Regions from separate parts of the Homo sapiens genome. Here region 2 is linked to region 1. A link is a contact called in ENCODE Hi-C or POLR2A ChIA-PET data. All regions are on one chromosome and are shown on one strand. Each heading gives the region's core, a stretch centred on a gene start or an enhancer-like site at or near the end of the contact. The rest is flanking DNA. Distances are from core to core; before and after follow the strand shown. Region 1 overlaps MAPK14 (mitogen-activated protein kinase 14). Region 2 overlaps SLC26A8 (solute carrier family 26 member 8).

The links. A loop is a pair of places that touch in the nucleus more often than their neighbours do. ChIA-PET counts read pairs that join two places held with the same protein, here RNA polymerase II (POLR2A). Pooled maps may share reads with other maps.
Region 2: a loop to region 1 is called in a map of Calu3, with 4 times the contacts of the local background. The contact joins two enhancer-like sites. A Hi-C loop is called at or near these places in 2 of 168 maps with a recorded cell type or tissue (Caco-2 and Calu3) and 4 of 50 pooled maps. POLR2A ChIA-PET finds 5 or more read pairs at or near these places in 5 of 52 experiments (HepG2, Panc1, SK-N-SH and 2 more).

Annotation. Positions count from the first base shown.
Region 1 is chr6:36,093,966-36,096,703 of GRCh38, forward strand. MAPK14 (mitogen-activated protein kinase 14) reads left to right here. Exons shown (of 12, transcript NM_139012.3): 9 at 2,022-2,101. Among named protein-coding and RNA genes, the nearest start is that of MAPK13, 35 kb to the right of the region's middle. Within about 2 kb of position 1,411, at least 10 of the 41 ENCODE cell types and tissues checked have a DNase peak (open chromatin) inside an H3K27ac peak, as active enhancers do.
Region 2 is chr6:35,972,317-35,975,306 of GRCh38, forward strand. All of the region lies in intron 10 of SLC26A8 (solute carrier family 26 member 8), which reads right to left. All of the region lies in intron 3 of LOC105375035 (a long non-coding RNA gene), which reads left to right. Among named protein-coding and RNA genes, the nearest start is that of SLC26A8, 51 kb to the right of the region's middle. Within about 2 kb of position 1,460, at least 4 of the 41 ENCODE cell types and tissues checked have a DNase peak (open chromatin) inside an H3K27ac peak, as active enhancers do.

The DNA.
Region 1 (2,738 bases), core at 161-2,660:
TTTTGAATTGAGTCATTTTAGATGAGCAAGAATTTTTTTTACTGATTTCTATTGTAATATAATTAATCTGATTATTTTAGAGCAAGACAGTATCCATCCCACCCCCATTCCTACTCTGTCCCATGAACATATGCTATAAGATTTTTTACTTGTCAACATCTTGAACTGAGAAGCCAGTATTAAAATCTTAACCTTTATAACACAATGATTTTTGCCATTTGCAGATGACAAAATTCCCTGTTATTCTTAATTTAGAAATAATGTGAGTGGACTTGTTTCTAGTTTGTTTTTGCTTGCTAAAGAACACAAGTTGTTTGGGTTTAGGGTGGGGTTTGGCGCACCTTTTCTGAAAGGGCCAGGTAGTTAATATTTTAGGCTTGGGAACCATATGGTAACTGTGCTTGTTGTAATTGGAAACACCTATAGACTGTACATAAATGAATGGGCATGGCTGTGTTCTAATAAAACTTTATATATAAAACAGGCAGAGCCTGGGGTTTGGTGACTCCAGCCTAGAATTTTCTTCCATTTAAGCTGATTTCATGTCTGAAAGAAAGTAAAAGACAGGATGTCAAATTACTGCATTAAGTTATTCCTATAACGTAGGCACCTGTGGCTTATAGAGACTGTTGTTTTTAAGTGCTGCTATGTTGCCTTTATATGTATAACCATAAGCAAAAATTTCTTTCATCCTGCTCTACCTTTTCCTCAAATATTTTGACTACCTGTCATGTACCAGATGTTAGGCTGGGGATAAATGGTGAAGAGGCAGAGTGGCCCCTGTCCTCGTAGAGCTGTAGACCAGTACAGGGGGCAGACAGTAAGCAAATAAAGTAATTCTAGGCTGTGATAAGCACTATGATGTTATCAAGCATGGTGCTGAGAGAGAATTGGGGGGTGGGGTGTTATGTATATAGAGTGTTGAGGGGAGGCCTCCCTTAGGAGGTGAAGTTGAAGCTGAGACCTGAAGCCAAGAGGATTTAGTCATGTGAAAAACCTGATGGGTCAGAAGACAGTCATCCTCCCCTTCTCCCTCCCTGGAATGTCAGTCAGTATAAACGTGGATAAACTGTTCACATTTTCAGAGGAAATATTAAAAGCTATTTTATAATATTTTTCCCCCTCTTTTTAACTTCCTTTTTAGGTAAGATTAAAAGCAATGAGAACAAACAAATTTTTGTCTTCTGGTTAACACATGCACATACATTCTGAGTATACATTGAAGTGTTAGCTACCAGGATAAAAGTTATGGCATTGTGGCCTATTATTTAGAGCCTTTGGGATGTGTGAAGTTTGTTAAGCATTGTTCATTTGCATTTTATAAGGTTGAAACCGCCTGTATTTGCGTTCTCATGGCGCTCCTAAAGGAACATGCGATGGGAGAGCGCCCTCTGCTGGCGACTCTCCCTCATAGTGCCTGCTATAGCCAGTGTGAGAGGCGAGGCTTCCCTTTCCAGAGGGTGTGCTCCAGTGGTCAGGCTTTGGGGTCTCACAGGCCTTCCACTGTCATATCACAAGCTCTTTAGGTCACGCTTGGGAGAATATTCATAAATAGACTTGTACATCCCTAGCTCCTGTCTTCTGCTGCTTTTTTCCTTATCTGTGGCCCTCTAATTATCAGTGCACTTTGCTGAACTGGTTACTGACACTGTGATGGCAGATGAAGAGGGCAGTGTAAACTGAGTGAAGCTCTTGTGTTTTCACCTGCTGTCTTTGGCAGCTAAGAACCAGCTAAAGTTGCCTCACTTTACTGATACATGCTGTTGACAGATGCATAAAATGAATATAAAGTGGATATGTGTTTGGTAGCATTTTGAATCTTTGTACAGGAGGAGCATGCCCTACGTGAAGTGATCATCCTGCAGGAGCCTTGACCTAGAGGGATTCACCGTGTTGGCTAGGTTTGGGGTGTTTCATTTTTGTTCTCGGTGTGTTCTGTTTGTTTGTTTTTGTTTTGTTTGTCATTGTTTGTTTTTCATTTTTATTTTGTCCCAACATTTTCCTTTATGGTCCACCATTAGATATTGATCAGTTGAAGCTCATTTTAAGACTCGTTGGAACCCCAGGGGCTGAGCTTTTGAAGAAAATCTCCTCAGAGTCTGTGAGTTGATGCTTTGTAATTATCTGCCCTGTTGGGAGCCTCTGCCACTTGCCTTCTACCAATCTGTACTTTGACCTGGGTGTGTTTGTAAGCACACATGCCCTTTGTGTGCTGACTTCCCGGATGAGTGAGGTATAAGACAGTGTGAGTGTGTGTGTGCGTGCACGCATGTGTGCCTGCTTGCATGCACAAGTGTGTTTTATTCTCTATCTGGGTACACACTAAGATCACGGGAGCCTCCATTAGACAATAGTATCCCAGTAAAGCAATGAGATTTGAGATTCTAATTCATTCCAAGAGATTAATGTAAACTTTGTGTCTCTGTCCTCAAGACCTGACTTTCTTCTTTCTCAGAAGTTTCACGTATGCTCTAGAGCTCTTTTCACTGTTTCTAGTGTTTGTTCTCAGAGCATGAGCTTCACCATGTATTTAGTTTAACTTAATCACTAAAAGAATAAAATGTACATTGTCTGCACACTGTTGCCCCTTCCCAGAAGTTATTTTTTATTGTTTTAGAATAGATACTCACATATCCTATGTAAAATGTTTGTTCCCAACAGAGGGACCTTTCTACCCAGTCCCTAGACCCCACTCAGAAGAAACAGCTTCACTCCTGATACCTCAGATACACAGGAAT
Region 2 (2,990 bases), core at 210-2,709, 120 kb before region 1:
CTAGCACTCTGGGGGGCTGAAGTGAGAAGATCACTTGAGGCCTGGAGTTTGGACAACATAGTGAGACCCTGTCTCTGAAAAAAAAAAAAAAATCATAAGGCCTCCAGAGATAAGAGGTGGAGAGAAAACTCCACTCCCATGGAATGAAGAAGATGAATGAGTCTCATAGGTCTTTTCTGGTCCAGATTAGGAACTCAAGAGTATAGTCTGGGCAGCTGCCATGTGTAGGGCCAGGGGTCAGCAACATTCTCTGCTTGAGCCAGGGATTTGCAAGGGGCATGTCAAGGCCTCAGGGAGGGCTTCTCAGCATTCCTAGGGACATGCCTCCCTGTGGAGGGCCGCTGCACTGCATTGAGAGGTGTCACTGGCAGAACTGTGCTGCACAGATGAACAAGGTGGCAGCGGAAAACAAAATGAGTGCCATAGGCTACCTTTGAGGCAGACCTTCTGTTCAACAGGCTAAAATGCTAAAAATGGGCTTGCTCAGGGGTTGGAAATTCAATCGTCTGCCAAAACCCTCTCAAAACTTGGCCTTTCTATTCCCAGAATCAATGAGTGCATTTGGCACAGCCAGTCTTCCTCCAGTCTGCATTGCACGCACAAGTGGAATCCTGCTGTTAAGACAGCTCTGAGGCTGAACTGAAGCCCTTCTTCCTCCTTCCATCTACACATACCCTAAACCCTTTCAGTACTCCATGAAAGTCCCACTTCTGCCATCATTCTCCTTCTTGCAATATTTATGCCGCTTTTTAAAAATCGTCCTCATTCTGCACTCAATTTTCCTTGCACTGTGATTTAGTTTTTTTCTAGCCGTGCACATCTTGTCTCCCAAATTTACATTATGCTTATATACTGAATAAACAAAGTATGTCATAAAAAGTTAGTGGAACTAATCTCTGGAATCTCCATTTCCATTTCTTCTTCTAAAACTCTCCAAGTCTCTTTGGAGTCTCTTTGACTCCAAAGTTTTTGCATGCTTGTACAAAACACTCTTCTTCTGAACATAGCCCAAATTTCTCTGTCTATTAAGCAGTAGTGGAAAAGGCCAATGTGTCCGGAAGAAGCTCTGTGACAAACAAAACTTGGTCCACATAAAATGGTACAATGTAGTCTTATTCTAGACCAAACTTGTCCAACCTGAGGCCTGCGGGGCCACATGTGGCCCAGGACAGCTTTGGATGCAGCCCAACAAAAATTCGTAAACTTTCTTAAAACATTATAAAATATTTTAGCGATTTTTTTTTTTTTAGCTCATCAGCTATTGTTAGAATTAGTGCATTTTATGTGTGGCCCAAGACAATTCTCCTTCTTCCAGTGGGGCCAGGGAAGCCAAAAGATTGGACACCCCTGCTCTATACCCAGGCTCTCACCCCTGCCTAATCTTTCTGACTTGTATTACCTTTTACCTTATGCTTCACCACATATTTGCCCATGGACTATGACACTTTGTCTTTCCATGTGAAAGTTGACTGTTCATTCTGCTGACACATTCGTTTCTGACCATGGCTACACCTTTTACTATGTTTCTGCAGCAGAAGCTTGTCTTTGACCTCTGCCACTGTTTCTCTGGCGTCTGAATGCTGACTCATTCCCCGGGCAACCCCAGTTTCAATTCCGATAGCTCTCTGACATTTTGTCACTCTGCATAGTTGAGATGGGACACCTCTCAGGTTAGCCTGTTGTAATTTTATCTAGTCAGTTCAAAACTCATGAACATTGGGCCGGGCCCGGTGGTTCATGCCTGTAATCCCAGCACTTTGGGAGGCCAAGGCAGGCAGATCACTTGAGTTCAGGAGTTCAAGACCAGCCTGGCCAACATAGTAAAACCCCATCTCTGCTAAAAATACAAATGTTAGCTGGATGTCGTGGCGGATGCCTGTAATCCCAGCTACTCGGGAGGCTGAGGCAGGAAAATCACTTGAGCCTGGGAGGCGGAGGTTGCAGTGAGCCGAGATCGCGTCACTGCACTCCAGCCTGGGTGACAGAGCAAGACTGTGTCTCAAAACAAAAACAAAAACAAAAAACAAAACTCATGAACATTAGACTTATAAAATCTCATGCCTGCAATTAGACACTTTGCCTCTACAGTCTTTTCGACCACCATTCTCTCTATGTATGCTTAACACATGCCTAAACATTTAGTTTACTGACTCAGAATACCTGCAGAAAATCTGACCTAGATAATTTTCTCTTATACAAAAGTAGAACAATTATACATTCTCTAGGCTCTCCTAGACAAAGACCTGACACCCTGTCATGAAAGCCCCTTGCCATGCCCTTTTGAAGAAGCCAGGAAAATTTTTGCTTTGCTGCCAAGGTGTGTAGAGTTGTATTATTGCTTTTCCAGACTAGGTGTGAGAATGCATCTTCCCACAGGGGGAAAGCATTAGCAGATGATGGTAAGTTTACCAGAAATATTCTTTTTTGTTTGTTTGTTTGAGACGGAATCTCATTCTGCCACCCAGGCTGGAGTGCAGTGGCACCATCTCAACTCATTGCAACCTCTGTCTCCTAGGTTCAAGTGATTCTCCTGCGTCAGCCTCCTGGGTAGCTGGAATTACATGTGTGCGCCACAACACCCAGCTAATTGTTTTTTTTTTTTTCTTTTTTTTTGTATTTCTAGTAGAGATGGGGTTTTACCATGTTAGCCAGGCTGGTCTCAAACTCCTGACCTCAAGTGATCCACCCACTTCGGCCTTCTAAAGTGTTGGTATTACAGGCGTGAGCCACCACACTTGGCCAGTTTACCTAAAATATTCTTATCCTTTAGGTATGTTACATGGAAAGTGGGGTTTTGTGGGCTAATATACGGAAACCTCTCACATATTTCTGTAGAAAATGGCTTTCAAGTTCCACATTGACAAGTAACTTTTAAGACAAAATCTGAGCAAAAATTAAGGCAAGCATGGAATCCAAATTCATCCCAGAGGTCTTTCCCATTAAGCATAGCATTAAAACAGCAAGAAGATTAAACCCATTTAATTCCCTAC